2 separate regions of the Homo sapiens genome follow, and region 1 is linked to region 2. Evidence: read pairs that join two places in POLR2A ChIA-PET (ENCODE). Cell type or tissue: PC-9. All regions are shown on one strand. Each heading gives the region's core, and the rest is flanking DNA. Links, peaks and the distances in the headings are about the cores only.

The links. Peaks named below come from ENCODE experiments on the same cell type or tissue, not always from the same donor. Only the 100,000 strongest peaks of a DNase experiment are listed, where the experiment ranks them.
Region 1: POLR2A ChIA-PET joins it to region 2 with 14 read pairs; 2 of 35 experiments call an interaction of 5 or more read pairs at or near these places.

Annotation. Positions count from the first base shown.
Region 1 is chr7:131,543,328-131,551,653 of GRCh38, forward strand. All of the region lies in intron 1 of PODXL (podocalyxin like), which reads right to left. Among named protein-coding and RNA genes, the nearest start is that of PODXL, 9.1 kb to the right of the region's middle. RefSeq lists enhancers at 1,052-1,895, 7,867-8,326. In PC-9, for the core only: CTCF peaks have their summits at 3,479 (motif pointing left) and 3,679; a DNase peak (open chromatin) is centred at 3,484; H3K27ac peaks cover 412 bases.
Region 2 is chr7:130,920,882-130,929,207 of GRCh38, forward strand. The region is part of intron 6 of LINC-PINT (long intergenic non-protein coding RNA, p53 induced transcript); the gene reads right to left. It overlaps LINC00513 (long intergenic non-protein coding RNA 513), which reads left to right. Exons shown (of 4, transcript NR_109780.1): 4 at 655-1,065. Among named protein-coding and RNA genes, the nearest start is that of LINC00513, 12 kb to the left of the region's middle. In PC-9, for the core only: no CTCF peak of the experiment used is centred there; a DNase peak (open chromatin) is centred at 4,560; H3K27ac peaks cover 4,252 bases.

The DNA.
Region 1 (8,326 bases), core at 16-8,015, 620 kb after region 2:
GTTGCCCAGGCTGGTCTTGAACTCCTGGCTTCAAACGATCCTCCTGCCTCGGCCTCCCAAAGTGCTGGGATTATAGGTGTGAACCACAGTGCCAGGCCATCCCTTGTCCCCTGCTCTTTAAAAGCCATGCAGGCATCACATTCCTCCGCATCCCAGAGTCATAATGTTACAGCTAGAGGAAGCCTAGATGTCATGTGATCTCAGCCCAACAAGTAGAGACGAGCAAGCAGTCAGAGGACCAGGCACCACCACGCCTTCTTTGGCATCTAAGAACCATGTAGTCCCACTCCTAGTGCAGCTCTCCAATCCTGTGGGGTCTGAGTGCCCACATATACCTGGCTCCAGGTGCTGCACCCCTCTTGGTTGTTGGACAGGGGAAAGGGAGGCATCTGACCTGCAGTGAGATGAAGAAAGGGCCGAGGCCAGCAAAACACGAAGAGCCCCCAGGACACTACAGGACATGTGTCCATGCCCCCCTTCACATTACCCAGGAATCCGTGGTGTCACTGCCTGTCCCCAGAAGCCAAATGCATGAGAACAGCCCCCTCCAGCCATTCCCAATGGCTGAGAACATCCACACTGTCCAGCTGGGTTCCCTCTGCATATGCAGCCACACACACCCATCAGTCCCATGATGCCAGCAGTCCTGGGGCCGAAATCACCCAGCTTTAGACCATGGGAAATACTAAACAGGAAGGCCCCTGAGAGCCACTGGGCCAGCTCCTCATTCACAGATGAGGAAACTGAGGCCTGCAGGGAGGACACTGGGTTGTGAGTGTCTGGACAGAGGATCTGTTTCTTTTGCAAACCCACTCCTCAGCTCAACACCCAACTCAGATGGACCCTGCTGGTTTTCTTCACTGTGCCTGCCACCAGCCCTGTGTACATGTGGCGCACCCACACAAATACCCAGCGCTTAGCCAACAGGAGACCCCAGGGCCAGTTATAGCTGGCACATGGACATGATTGCCCTAGAGTGCCTGTGGCATTCAGAGATGTGATTCTGTGTCAACAGGACCAGACTTCCAGATTCATCCAGGGCTGTAAAGCCAGAGAATTTCCCTGCCCAAGTGTAATCCCCATAGGATGCCGTGGGTGAACGAAAGGCCAGGACGGCTCCCACCCTGCCCTTCCCCAGAAGCCGATCCACAGCACAAGCTCTCTAGAACCCCAGCCATGGAGAAGCAAAACCCAGGATGACCTCAGGATGAGAAGCAACTTTTTGGGCGGTGCTCTCAGGGCCTCCAGATCAGGGAGGCGTGGGCAGGAGTTAGGACAGCACAGGCCTGGGGAGGGAGCAGCAGGGCCTCCGCACGCACGCCCTGTACTACGCACGCACGCCCTGTACTACGCTTGGCAGTGCCCCCGGGGCAGGATGCAGGACTGCATCTGGCTGAACAATGGGCACCCCTCCTCATTGTCCCACCTGCGAGTAGTGCCTTAGGTGCTAGCTGCAGCTGGAAAAGCACATGCAAGCTGGTGGCTTAACAAACAAGCACACTACCCCCTCAACCACCAACTCCCAGGAACAATGACAGCATGAAGGTGGATGAGACCCATGCACTCAGCAGGCCCTGTTTATCCAGAACTGTCTGTGAGCCACTATGACAGTGCTGGCTACCAGAACATCCTGGAATCCCCTTCTCCAAGCTCCTGGGGCAGGATGACAGGATGACGGGACTCAGGATCTAAAACAGCACCGTGATGCTGTCAGGGTCAAGGACTCAAAAAGCAGCAGGGGGCAGAGGCACAACAGGAAAGAGCCAGCCACAGGCAACCGGCAAACAATGTCTGCCCCCATCTGGGCAGAAAGATCAAACATCAAAAACACACACTTCCATAATTCTTTTAACAGAGCCTCCCACTTCTGGCTGAGAAGCAACACCACTGCAAACACTCTTGAGGGGCCACCAGCCTGGAATGTAACTTGTTCCCAATGGACTCTGGGGCAAGCAGCCTTCAAACTGGCTGCGACCTGCCATGTTGTTTCCTATAAATCCCCTAAGGTCAGAGGGCCCTCTTCATTTCAGCTAGACACATGTGAGTGTGTTGTTATAGCTAACGCTTTTCCAGCTTGGTCTTTACGCAGGACTGTCTGGGTTTTAGTACTCTAAGTCCCACATCCCAGGATAACCTGTTTATACTGGGTAATCTGGGACAGTTGGTCACTCTATCTTCACATCAGTATTTCCCCCAAAATGTCCTGGGGAAACATGAGTGTTTCACAAGATGTTAAACACTCTCGTTCTACTAAAGAGAGGAAGCTGTTCCTCTCGATGTTCTACTAAATCTAGATCGATGTTCTACTAAAAAGAGGAGGCTGAAAAGGAAATGGTCCCATAGTTAAAGTACGTTTGGGGAATGATGGGTTAAACAAAGGTAATAAGTAATCTTCCTTAGAGGATATTTCAAAGCATGTAAGATCATAATGTATTTTGACCTTCTAAGAAGGGAAATGTATTCATTTTATTAAATATTCATTGAGAGCATAACTATTAAAATCTTGAGGATTACGAAATGTTCTTACTGGACACAGTTTGGAACACAGCTTGCTTTATGGAATATAAAAGTAAAATAAAAAACCTCATATGGTGCTAGCCCAGACTTACCATGTGGGTAAACTGAGGCACAGAGCAATGCCCCCAAGGCAGATCTGTGAGTACTTCCTACCTTCCCTTCCTATCTTCCTCCCACTTTTCGGCCTTGTGAGGAAATATTCCTTTCTCTAGTTGTTGGACTGTAGCTCCATGCACCTCCCCCATGCCCTCCCTTTCCTGAGAAGGAAAATGGAGAGCTGGCCATAGAAAGATCAACATCGTGTCACTGCCTGCTTCACTGCCTGGCTCGATGGCATCAAGAGGAATTTGGTGCAAGAGAGGGGGTAGGCTCAGGGTTGGATGATCTGAGAAAGGAAAGTGAAAGGGAGACTGGGATCCCAGGGCTAGGAGGGAGTGTACAGTGGGCGTGTCCAGGAGCTGATTACCCAATCACAAGCGCCATTTATCCAGGTAGAAAGAGAGCCAAGAGGTGGAAGACTGCATTTAACCACGTTATGGGCTAACCACCTAGGGGGCTGCCAGGATCGGGGTGCAGGTGGCTTCAGAAAGCCTGTTTTGGGCCGGGCGCTGTGGCTCACGTCTGTAATTCCAGCACTTTGGGAGGCTGAGGCGGGCGGATCACTTGAGGCCGGGAATTCAAGACCAGCCTGGCCAACATGGGGAAACCCCATCTCTACTAAAAATCCCAAAATCAGCTGGGCTTGGGGGCAGGTGCCTGTAATCCCAACTATGGGGGAAGCCGAGGTGAGAGGATCGCTTGAACTCCTGAGGCGGAGGTTGCAGTGAGTCGAGATCGTGCCACTGCACTCCAGCCTGGGCAACACAGTGAGGCCCTGTCTCAAAAAAAAAAAAAAAAAAAAAAAAAAAGTCTGTTTTGACTCAAAGCCCCAAAGTGAAGGGCAGTGCCCCCTAGGGGTGAGCTGAGGAGCACCAGGCAGGAATAGGAAGGCAGGGGGCGCCATCTCAGTGGCTTCTTAGCTAAGCCCACCCTGGCCACCTTCATCTAAAACTGCGGTCTCCAACTAACCCTGCCTCCCCGCACTGAGGCCCCCAGCCTGAGTAATGGGGAAGGGCCTTGAAGAAGAAAACCTGGCCCTGTGAGGTCGCAGAGGATGCTGCTCTAGCATGGCGTTGGGGGTGGGGTAACAGGGTCTGTTGACTCACACTGGGCTAGGGCTGACGCCAATACAAGAAATAAAATCAACATGCCAGGTGCGGGTGGCTCACATCTGTAATCCTATCACTTTGGGAGGCTGATTAGGCGGATCACCTGAGGTTGGGAGTTCAAGACCAGCCTGACCAACAAGGAGAAACCCCGTCTCTACTAAAAATACAAACTTAGGTGGGCGTGGTGGTGCATGCCTGTAATTCCAGCTACCCCAGAGGCTGGGGCAGGAGAATCACTTGAACCCGGGAGGCGGAGGTAGTGGTGACCCAAGATTGCGCCATTGCACTCCAGCCTGGACAAACAAGAGTGAAACTCCGTCTCAAAAAAAAAAAAAAAAAAAAAAAATCAACACGTGTGGATGCTTTCTGCACATCAGAGGCACCACCTACATGATCCTATTTAGCCCTTGCTATGGAGGAGGGCACAATACCTATTTTCCCGCTGGAGAAGCCCAGGTCAAGGAACAAGTCTGAGATCACAAGGCTAACAAGTGTCGAAGCTGTGGCTAAAATCCAAGCCTCTTAACTGCAGAGTCTAGGGCATCAGCAGAGATTTCCATTTTTCTTCTCTTCACCATCACAGCAAAATTTTTTGTCAAAGGAATTCTTACGTAGAGACCTATCATACGGAACAGTTAAAAGTAGGCCTTCGTGAAGAGGATGGACGTAAAACTCCCCCCAAATCGGCCTCCTCTTAATTTTCCTCTCCAGGTATGCACCCCAAGCCCTCAGTGGCCCCCAAGGCAGCTCCACGGAATACCACCCGCAGGTTTCAAAGTCACTGGCCCCCGGCTGCTGCTGTCACTGAGAGCTCATAGCCAAACCCCTAAGACAGTATTTCCTTGGCCCTGCACTCACCTGCTCTGAGGTGAGAGGGAGAGATGGGGAGCAGAAACACTTCTTCCCTATCCACAGGCCAGTGGGGGAACCCAGGTCCTTCCCCTCCTACCCTGCCCAAGGCCCAGCTTATGGGGGTCCTGGGACACCTCGGATCCCTGTTGCAGCTCAAGACCCAATTAGGAAGGAGCCAGGTTTCTTTGTGCATTACCAGAAACTGCCCCTCAGGACCAGAAGGCTACAGCCACATAACTGGAGGACTAAGTGGGACCAGGCTTCCTGAGAGCTGTGTTTCCTGAGAGCTGTGTGCAGAGGCGAAGCTGATCTGACCGGCAAGGTGAGGACAGAGGGCAGCTACAGAGACGTCCAAGGTTTGCAGGGACCAGTTCTGCAGTAGCATTTGCCAGTCACCTACTCCAAATATCCACTCTCTGCTTCCTCCTTGTAACTGAACCACTGTTTTTTGGGTAGGCACTTGGGTGCCTGAAATAAAAATTACTCTTCCCTAAGTTCTCTTTCCTGCCTGCCTTTCAGCTAGTGTGACCACATGCTAAGTTCTGTTCAACAAAATGTGACTAGAAGTGTCACATGTGGTTTCTGGGAGGCACACTCTAAAGAGGAGCCACATGCTTCTTGTTCCTTCCTTTTTCCTGATGGCTGGAACTCCAGCAGCCACCTTGGACCACGAGGCCACGTGTGAATGATGGCAGAACCACTATACCACCCCTCTGAAGTTCTATGATATGAGAGAGATATAACTGATGCCTGTCTTATTTAATCCACTACTCTTTTTTGTTGCTATGAGCAGCCAAATCAAGTTCTAACAAACACAAGCCCCAATCCTCAGCTGAAGGATCCTTTGGGTGGGGACAGCACAGGAGACATGGCCCCCTCCTGCTTCCTACCAGGAATCCCTGCTCCTTCCTGCCCATATGCCCCCAGGACCTAGGCCGGCCCCCACCTGCCACCTCTTTCTTGAATCAGGTAGCCTTGCATTTACAGAGCACAGGCTGGCAGGCAAGTTCTAAGCCAGCCCTGACACCTACTCACTTACTAACTCATTCATTCAACCTATATTTATGGAACAGCTACTTTGAGCTAAGTGCTATTCTAGGTGCTGTGGCTACAGCACAATGGAAGTCCCTGCCCTCATGGAACTTACAGTCTAACGGGGAAGAGACAGACAAACAAACAAACCAATGAACACATATCAGGTGACGAGTGCTATGGAGAAAATAAAGGCGAGTAGGAGGAAAAGAGTGTGCTGGGGGGGAGGGGTTTCTAAGCAGAGCAGCCCCGGTAGGCCTCTTTGAGAAAGTGGCATTCATGGGGAGAGCTGAAGGAAGTGAGGGAGTGAACCACGTACATATTGGGAGAAGAGCTGGTTGTATGATCTACTGCAAGTCCTTGCATCTGTGCCTCAGTTTCTCCTCTCTGGAATGGTCTGTGAGATAAAGGTCATGCAAAGGCAGGCTACCCCAGCTGGAGGGCTCTGTGGTTCCAATCAGTGTGTTGGGAGTAGGTTGGCATGGGAACCTGGCTGGATGGAGACCAAAGGGACTCAGTCCTCAGGCAGAGCTCCATGAATTTCAGGTAAGAAGGAGCTGTGGCTTCAGCCTCACACACAGCCAGTATGTTCAAAAATTACAGAGTGCCCTCCTCACCGGCTTGCTTAACTGCCGTCCCTTCTACTCTGATCAGGGTCAGGTAGCTGGAAGGTTAAGAAATCAGACAGCGTAGACCCCAGGTCAGTCCACACATCCCTAGGGGCCTGGCTCTGGGAGGTCCCTGCACCCCAATCCAGGGCCAGATAGCAAGCCTCTCTCAGCCGCTCCTTAGAATTCTCTTCCCCCTGAGTGGAGGCACATACATAGCCTTCTGGCCATGACAATTGGTGGACGAGGTGCCACCCTACACCCTGGTCCTCGGAAGTGTGAGGTGGCTTATTCCCAAGGGGAATAAGGCTACAAAAGAAGAGAGGGTGGTGGTGATATATGTCGGGGAAGGGGGTGGGGATGGTTGGAGGTGGCCCAGGGGCCAACCTTAGCTGGGGGACCCTCTTAGCTGAGGGTCTGTGCTTGCTGCTGCTCCAGCGATTCAGGGCAGGGCCAGGACTCAGAGACAATGCAAGAGCTTGGGATGCGGGAGATGTGGGCAAGGGCCACTGATGAATCTGCAGCTGAACGCTGCATTTTGTGCAGCCAATTATCCCGCAAACATTTCTTAACCACCTATTTGGCTAGAGGCTGTGGAAATGACAGGGGGTCCTCAGCCAGTGGGCCAGTGGCAAACACCGACATATTTAGGCACAATGCATGGTGGCCAGTGCTATGGCACAGTATTCCAGGCACCCTTAGGAGTCTAACTCTTAAATAGCAACATGGCCCCAAGCCTCAATTTACCCTTATGGTAGAGGGGTAGGGAAAGAGATGTGGGCACAGTATAGGTTTGTCACCATCCTAAAGTCCTTTTTAAAGAGGTTTTTCGCCAGGCATGATGGCTCATGCCTGTAATCCTAGCACTGGGAGGCTGAGGTGGGCAGATCACTCAAGGTTAGGCGTTCAAGACCAGCCTGGCCAACATGGTGAGACCCTATTTCTACAGAAATTAGCTGGGTGTGGTGGCGCATGCCTGTAGTCCCAGCTACTCAGGAGGCTGAGGCAGGAGGATGTCTTGAATCTGGGAGGCAGAGGTTGCAGCAAGCCACCTGCACTCCACCCTTGGCAACACAGCGAGATTCCATCTCAGAACAAAAAGAAGTAAAATAAAAAAATATATAAAGGGGATTTGGTGAGTTTTTCCAATTCCCAGGAGGGAATCAGCACTGAAAGGGCTGAGTTCTATTCTGGTATTTACAGCTGACACGTATGCGCACATGCACACACATACATGCACGCACACACACACACACGCACACACACGTGTGCACACCCACCTCCTGGAAAGCTATTTATTGAGAGTCACTGGGAACTTGGGCGAATGAACCCACCTCCCTGGCCTGCAATCCCCCATTTGAAACAAGCAGGTTGTAGTAGATGATTTCCAGAAGGCTCCCCAGCTCTAGAATTCTGTGTCCTATGATTTTCTGGCTCATTTAGAAGTGGTGTGGAAAGTACCCTTTGCCAACCGAATTCCACATTGCACAGCCTGCAGGCTGCCGACTCGAAGCAGTCATATGGCAAATGTTACTGCAAATATGAAGAGGCTCCTTTAAGGGATCCTCTGTGTCAATTTTCTTGAAGGCTTTTCTTATAGAGAATGCCCCCGTCATTTGGCCTGTGCAGGGTAGGAGTCACCATCCCAGATCTGCTACATCACTTGATTTCTTAACAGCCCCATAGAGCAGACAGGATACATGATAAAGAGAGGCCCATCCAACTTAGCCCATGTTCCTGGGTCCGGGACAGGAAACCCCACCAGCTGAGCTCCCTGCCCTGCTTCATGGCCAGTGGGTGCAAATAGGAAATGAGCCCAGAGCTGGGTAAAGAGCTCCTGGCTGAGGTCCAGTGAAAGTGTCCAGGCAGGCTCAGGCTGGTGGGTAGGGATGGGCAGGGCAATGCCATTCTCTTTCTCTGATTATGTAGGAATGACTTCCATTTCAGCTAGAGCAAAGCTTGCATTCAGCAGCCCTGAAGAGGGCCTCTGCCTCAAAGGGTGTGAAGAAGCAGCACTTCCTGGAATAGGGGTCATCTACGTCCCCTCCTGAGAAGTCCAGTGAACTGGAGACACGATTCCTCCCACTTCCCTTAAGAGTGAAGGGCTCT
Region 2 (8,326 bases), core at 97-8,096:
GCAGTCACTCTACGTGATCAGAACTTTATTAGTGAGCTTTTGGCCTTGCAGGATTGATGTTTGCTACAGAGATCTTGGCTTGCTCCTAAGGAGAGTTCTGTGACACTGTGAAATAGCCCCTTTTCTCTGAAAAGCATAAGGTGTTACTCTTCATTGAGAAAATCCTAGAGTTGTGATCCACGCATTATACTTGTGAGTCTTTCTCATGTGTGTGCAAAACATACACACGTTCAGTAAGGCACGGTGCAAGATTAATATGTTCACATACACAAGAGCCTTTCTGGAATTCAGAAACCTGAAATTGGGGAATGGCGTGAGCCGAAGTGAGACAGGAAGGAAGAGGTGGCAGTTCAGCAGTTTTGAACTTCTGACTGTGATTCCGAATCCTTTTTTAAAAAAGGATTTTGTAGCACTGACCCCAAAGGCAGCACAAACACGTTGGTGAGTGTGCATTAATCGAGGCCATTGAGGATGTTATTTTCTCCTTTAAGACCCTGACCAGAAGCTGAATATGCCAGCAGCAAATGCAGGCAGTGCTGCTGTTCCCTTCACAGTCCTCGGAGGCAGTGAAGCCTGTGCTTGAGACGCGCAGGGCGGAGTGCTTGTTTTGGAGAGCATTCAGCGGATAGCATTTGGTTTCCTCCATTTAACCAGGTCACCCAGGCATGGAATGCACAGCTCTGCCAGACAGAAAGCGCTTTGGATGCCTGAGAAACAACAGCTTGTCCGGGCTACTGATGCGAAGAGAGGCCATGGTTTCCTTTTTCTCTGCTCTGAATGGCAGCCTTGACGTCACAACAGCTAGGAACCACTGGAGGGACAAATAACAAGGCGCAAGCCAGAAGCGCCCTGCTCTGTCGCAGGGGCAGGGCCATTTTCATCCAGTTCTGATGTCTTCTGTGGCCGCTGCGAGTCGGCGGGAGTAGAGACAAATGACTGGAGCTTTAGGCGTAAAGGCGGTCTCTCTCTAGGCTGATCAAACAGCCCTTTGCCCAGTGCTAATTGCCTTCACGGAACCTGGATAAACTACAGTTCCCGAATTAAACTTGTTTCTGATGAACTAGACTTCCCAGGGAATGGGTGTAGTGATTTTGCTGATGGTTCAGACATCGGCACTTTCCCTGAAGGGCTCAACTTCCTGTGTTTAAAAGCAGACCTAACAGGGGCTGGCGCATAAGCATCCCGGGAAATACAAGAAGCTCATGAAAGCAGGCAGCCTTTGCAAGAGACCTGACTTATTTTCTAGGAGAAAAACATCCTTTTAGGGATTTTATAATTTAAGTTTAAGCAATTAAACATGTGCATCAGTACCCAACTGCAGGTGTTTGAACAAATGAGGGGAAAACGCTCAGAGGCTGCCAGGCTTAACTCACCATTATCTAAAATGAATTGTCTGTGTAAGTCATCACAGCAGTTTGAAAAGCATGATCTTTCATGTTTCAACCTCACATCAAAATTCTAAATTATATTTAGCTATGTGAGTGTCAGATCATTTGTTTCCATTATCAATGCGATGTTGGGCAATTTGCAGACAGGATCTGAAAGCATCATCCATGACTTTCATGGAACAGAAAAGAGCTTTCTGTTGCCACAGATTTGCCCTAAGTTCAGTCCTCTGCCTTTGGAGCACTGACAGCTGTCACCAAACCCAAACCCCAGTCTGAACCCATAGTGCTCAAGGTACTTTGGGAAAGCTAATTCAGGAAAACCACAGGCTGGAGGGGTTGTCTTTGAGGTGTGTATGTGTGTGTGTGTGTATGCACATTTGTTGGCAGTGTGTGGACTGAGCACAACATATAGAGAGGCAGTGTTCTCAGGACTTCTGTGCTCCTATTTGGAAAAATTCGGCAGAAGAAACAACAGCTCTGAGACACTCAGCCCCTTTCATCAGCTCTTTCTTTGCTTAATTAAATACACAGTTCCCCCCAAAGCACTCTTTCCCTGAGGTCATAGTGTCAGTCTTGTTTCATGAGAATAATCTGCTATGAATATTTACTCACTTTCAAAAACAAAAGAGGGTTAAAAATCTGATCCAAAATGTCACTTACGACACCTACAACAGAATCTACCCCTCTGCCTCCAGGCTGTCCTGACAACCCATGTCCTCAACAGGAATCTGCAGTCTGTTCTGGAATCTGGTCTTTGGACTCAAATGATCTTACCTGGGTAGCTAACAAAGTCTTCTGTCTTGTTCCTGCTGTTAAAAAATCCAAGTATGTTCAGGCATTAAACAATGGAGAAGATAAAGCAAAAATAATTTTTTAACTACATCTTTCTTTTTCAAGTGGTGGTTATGCTCAAGAGGTGAAATTTATTGTGGCCCTACCCCTGTTTTTATAAGAGCTTTTTATAGTATAAGAACTATAATTAAGTTTCCTCTGAACTGTTTTATTAAACTTAAGTTTTCAAGAAGAGAATGATAAAATTTCTTAAACTACTATGTTTTCAAGGGGAGGACAATTTATTTTTATTGTTCTAGCATAAGGAAAGAGAGAATGAGAGGGAAAGTGTTTTTTAACCTGTATCCTGATTAGAATTTTTTAATGTTCAAATTCCTGATTATAAACTGCAGTAAACAATCAGTCATTCATTAACAAGCAACTATTGAAAAGGCGATATTTAAAAGAGAAAAAATAAAACATGTGATTAAAACTCTACACACGTCTTCACTTCAAGGCAAACGCAGTGGCCATCTGGGTATTTAGAAGGTGCCAAATATCATTGGGATCTAGATTTAATTCATGTTATAAAGAAAGCACTATATTTAATTTGTTCACAAAAGACCTAGAACCTCGTAGAAATGATGGTGTTGAAGTGAACTTTTAACATTAAAATAAGGTCTTTATTTTACAATTTTTTAAATATGTGATCAATCACAAACATGAACAAACTTTCAATGCTCCAGTGTTCTACTCTGAATGAGAAAAGTTGGAAAGATCATTTTCAGCTTTCAAAAATTTTTGCTTTAATTTTCTCTATTTGGAAATCTTTAAAAATTAGTCAGTTTAAAAGTCCTGGCTGCTTTTAGTCAGAAGGGCCTAAGAAGAGACAAGACTTTTCCCAGGGTATCCAAAGACAGATCCAGAGAATTTAAAGCCTGGACATATTACCTGGACTGAAGGCATTCGTTGCTTGCTTTACTGGTGAGGACTGGGAAGACCTGACTTCCACAGTCCTCTTTCCAAGTGGCAGGAAACAGGACATGCACTATGCCAAGCAGCTTCCAGCACCCATGCAGCACCCTTCCAGCACCTATGCAGCAGTATCCATGCTCTGAAGTGAAGCCTGAACTCGCCACCTCGCCACTGAGGGCTCCCCAGCAGGGCAGGGATGGGACCCTTCCTGGTATCACATGCTCGCTCGCCTCCTGAGTCCTGCATGAACAACAGACTGGATCCCTGTTTTTAGTCTGAGGACACTCATGAGATTTTTCCAAAAATTTTCTTCAGGAGCAGACACTATTGTGAATACCACATAAACAAGCTCTCCCTTTTCCAATTCCTCTTTTGAAAATGGTAGAGAATCAGCATATCTGGCTCTAACTTAACTTGTAAAAAAAATAATAGATTTTTTAAAAAGTTTCAGTTTATCACACTCAACCACAGTTATCTTCCAATGCTACAATGTACACATAAAAAATTAGTTTTCAAAGACTGCCACTTGTGCTTGTTAGGAAAAACTTGTATCTATCCATCCTTTCTATGAAAAAACTCTATAATGCTAAACTTCCAGAGTGACTCTGTACTAGATAGCTTCACAAAACTACAATCTTTGTGCTTACAAAGCTACTTCTACTAGGTAACAACAGAAGCACCGTCATGAACCCTAGTTTCTGAATAGGTACATAGGATTGACACATGCCAGGCTTTAGTTAGACTCTCACGGTGTTTGTCCCTTTACGTCACGGCACATCATACCCTGCAGCTGCCTTTGTGTGCTTATTTGCTGCCAGATTCCTCTGCTAGTGTGTAAGTGCCATGAAGGCAGGATTCATGCCTACGCTGTTCTTGTGTAAGAACTGCTAATGCCAGGGCCGGGTGTGGGGGCTCACACCTGTAATCCCAGCACTTTGGGAGGCCGAGGTGGGCGGATCACCTGAGGTCAGGAGTTTGAGACCAGCCTGGCCAACATCGTGAAACCCCATCTCTACTAAAAATACAAAAATTAGCTAGGTGTGGTGGCGGGCGTCTGTAATCCCAGCTACTCGGGAGGCTGAGGCAGGAGAATGGCTTGAACCCGGGAGGTGGAGGTTGCAGTGAGCCGAGATTGGGCTACTGTACTCCAGCCTGGGCAACAGAGCGAGATTCGGTCTCAAAATAAACAAAAACAAACAAACAAACAAACTGCTAATGCCAGAAAGAGAGGAAGGAGAAGGAAAGGAAGAAAAAAATAAGGTAGAAGGGAGAGGAAAGTGACAGAAACAACAGAGAAGAAAAGGGAAGGGAGGAGGGAAAGAAAAGAGGCAGAAACAGCCACTACACTGGTTTTAGTAAATAGGAGTGACTTTGCAGTTTCATTAGATTTTTCATTCATACAGTTAAAGGTTCCTTGTAGCCATGATCTCATCAAATCTCACAATAACCCTGAGTGACCTTTTAACATTAAACTAAAATGTTTACTTATGGCAGAGATTAGGAATGACTAGTTTCTAGATCTTCCACATTTTATCTGTACATCACTCATGACAGCAGGTAGTTCTGAGACGGACCTCTAAAGTGATCTGTGTGTTCATACAGGTCTGTGTTTCTGTAAGTCAACAGTTTAAGAATTGTGAAAGGCCAGGCGCAGCAGCTCATGCCTGTAAGCCTAGCACTTTGGGAGGCCAAGGCGGATGGATCACTTGAGGCCAGGAGTTCGACCAGCCTGACCAACATGGCGAAAGCTTGTCTCTACAAAAAATACAAAAATTAGCCGGGTGCGGTGACCCACGCCTGTGATCCTGGCTACTCGGAAGGCTGAGGCATGAGAATCACTTGAACCTGGGAGGTGGAGACTGCAGTGAGCCGAGATCGTGCCACTGTACTCCAGCCTGGGTGACAGAGTAAGACCCTGTCTCAAAAAAAAAAAAAAAAAAAAATTGTGATAAATGCCCAGCATTTCCTTCATTTTTATTCACTCAACATGTCTTATAACCACAAAGCCCAGATTTGAACCTTGTATATACTCATGGAAAGGAGAACCAGTTCTCAAGCAACTCTTCTCATTTTTACCAACCACATAAACATGTAGCTTCCGGTAAAACAATACTTCTCATTTTACAAGTTCATTAATCAATAATGAGCAGGCTCAGTGGGGGCACAGGACAACCTGAGCCTGACAGCGAGGAAGGCGGATTTTGTCACGGAGGGAGGGTTCTCATGAAACTCTGGATCTCCCAGCTAGTTGGGGGGCACTAACAAGGGCTGCCCAGAGAGCACGCAAGGTCTCTCCAATCATGCCACAAACCCCGCAATGTCAGGACAAAGGCACCGGTGTTGACAGAGACCTTGGAGTTCATCAGAGAGGTGACATCACCTGCCTAGGTCTCTACTTCCCTGCTCTTTTCCCCAGCAAAACCAACCACACTTTGCATTCCCCATCATTATTAATCCTCCAAACAAGCAACCCGTCCACATAGGAACAAGGAACCTGAGGTGAAGTGAGCCGAACTGGCTTACCCAAGCTCACACAGCGCAGGGCCGTCAGCATTGGGAGGCAGCCCTGGGTCCTATAGGCCTCATGCACGGCCTGCCTTGCTGTCGAGAAAGTCCCAGCCACCGACACAGGCTGCAGGAAACGGCACCAAAGTCACTTGCAGCAGCGCAGAGAAAGTGTGAACAAAGAACCTTTTTTTTTTTTTTTTTTGGGAGATGGAGTCTCACTCTGTTTCCCAGGCTGGAGTACAGTGGGGCACGATCTCAGCTCACTGCAACCTCCATCTCCCAGGTTTAAGTGATTCTCCTGCCTCAGCCTCCCAAGTAGCTGGGATTACAGGCGCCCACCACCACCATACCCAGCAAATTTTTGTATTTTTAGTAGATGGGGTTTTGCCATGTTGGCCAGGCTGGTCTCGAACTCCTGACCTCAGGCGATCTGCCCGACTTGGCCTCCCAAAGTGCTGGGATTATAGGCATGAGCCACCGCGCCTGGCCTTTTATTTCTAAGGGAAATAAAAGTCCCAGCAGAGCATTCTAGTTTTGAAGCATCTCACCTAGGAACACTAACAGACAGCAAATTTAACCTGCTGAGTGCAGCCCTCATTTGGTCCATTTTTCTTGCCACAACTGCCTACTGCCCTTCTGTCAAGGCAGAGGCAGACATAAACCACTACCATCTGTGGCTGCCCTGGGAACTGTGAGAACTCATGGAAATAATGCGTCCCCTTGTGACTTCACATCGTGCACCTCCTGTGACAACCCTCCCCTCTGACAATTACACTCACACCCAGTTCCCACGTGAACACGCTGAGTCCAGCCTTGGAGATGCAGCTTTTGTCTTGCTGAAACCTTCCAGTTAAATTTCTCCATCAATTTTTCAAATAGTATTATTAGCTGAGGGACTAAAATCTGCCTGGCGTTCTTCTGATGACAAAGGTAACCCATCCCTCCCTGTGCTCCCCATCCTCACGTTGTTTCTAATTCAGATTTTCTTCTCCCTTCTCCTGAATACCTGCATCTTCTTCCTGACTGACATGGCTTTAGGAAACACAGCACATTCACAAACATCTGAAGCCAACTGCAAGGCACCCGTCACTCAGCGAGAAAAGCAGAAAGGTGCCAATTCAGATGGCTGAGCTACTTCGCCTGGGTCCCGACCTGTATCACCACAGGGTCACAGAAATGGAACCTTCTCCGTCACACCTCCTGATGGCAGTCAGCTGTGACCCGCTGAATCCAGGACATCATGCATTCCAGTTTCATTTGCGAGAACATTTCCAGGTCCGGCTGAAGCCTAGTGGCTCCAGCAGAGGTCTCAACCCCTTTGGGATGCTCAGTGGGAGACAGAATCAAGGGCCAATGATCCATGACCTAGTCCTAGTGCCCATGTCAGTTTGTCAAAGGCCCTCAGAGCAGATTGTGTTTTCCCTGGCGGGGGCTTGACTTCTTTGCTTTAAAAAGGATTCTTAAGTATTTATTGCAGTAAAATTAACCACCTTCAAATTTCTGCCAGATCCCCTGGAGGTATATAGCTTATTAACACAAAACAAATGTGACACTTGAAAGGCAGGAGACTTGGTTTCTATTCTCTGGCCCACTACTGACTTATTGGGTGGCTTCAGGCAAATAAGTGAAATCAAGAAGACACCATCTTCAACAAGCACAGAGTGGGCACCTGGCAGGTGAGCAGTGCCCTGTGAGGTCTGGGGCTGGGTTCGGTGGTGAAACTAGGTCAGCACACACAGCCCTTTGCTGGGGGCCCACTGCCTGGGGTAGGATTTTTGTAGCTGGGTTCAAGGTGGACATGCTGAAATGTGACCCTAAAATGTTTGTACTCTTGAAGCTGAAGGAGTGGGAAGAAACCTGTCATTTAAAGAAGGACAGTATGGCCAGGTGTGGTGGCTCACACCTGTAATCTCAGCACTTTGGGAGGCCAAGGTGGGAGGATCACTTGAGTCCAGGAGTTTGAGACTAGCCTGGGTAACATAGGGAGACCACATCTCTACAAAACATTTAAAAATTAGCCAGGCATGGTGGGATGTGCCTGTAGTCCCAGCTACTCAGGAAGTTGAGGCAGGAGGATCACTTGAGCCCAGGAGGTCAAGGCTACAGTGAGCTATTGTCATGCTACTGCACCCCAGCCTGGGTGACAGAGTGAGACCCCGTCTCAAAAAAAAAAAAAAAAAAAAAAAAAAAAAAAAAAAAAAGAAGGAAAGGAAGGAAGGGAGGGAGGGAGGGGAGAAGGAAGGAAGGAGAAGGCAGGCAGGAAATCAATATGACAGCATAGCACTGGAGCTAAGAACACACCTTCTAGAAGCAGACTCTATGAATTCAAATCCTGGGTCTACCATTTATAAGCTGTACTTTCCTCTGTAAAATATGAATCTACAGTACCTACTTCTCACAGATTGTTATAAAGATGAGATGTGTTAATATAGATAAAGTAAGCACTCAGTGAATATGAGGCATTAACCAGAACCCAACAAGGTGCCATCATCAAATATAATAATTGAGTGCATAACTTTTTTCAGTTTACAAAGCAAATTTACATATAGCATTTCTTTTGGATCTCACAAAACTCCATGAGAGCTGGCAAAATACTTCCCCCCATTTTCTTTGAAGCTCATACTCTCCTTGTTTACTCCCTTACAAGTCACACTTGAACAAAGTGACCAGGCAGATTTGGGAAA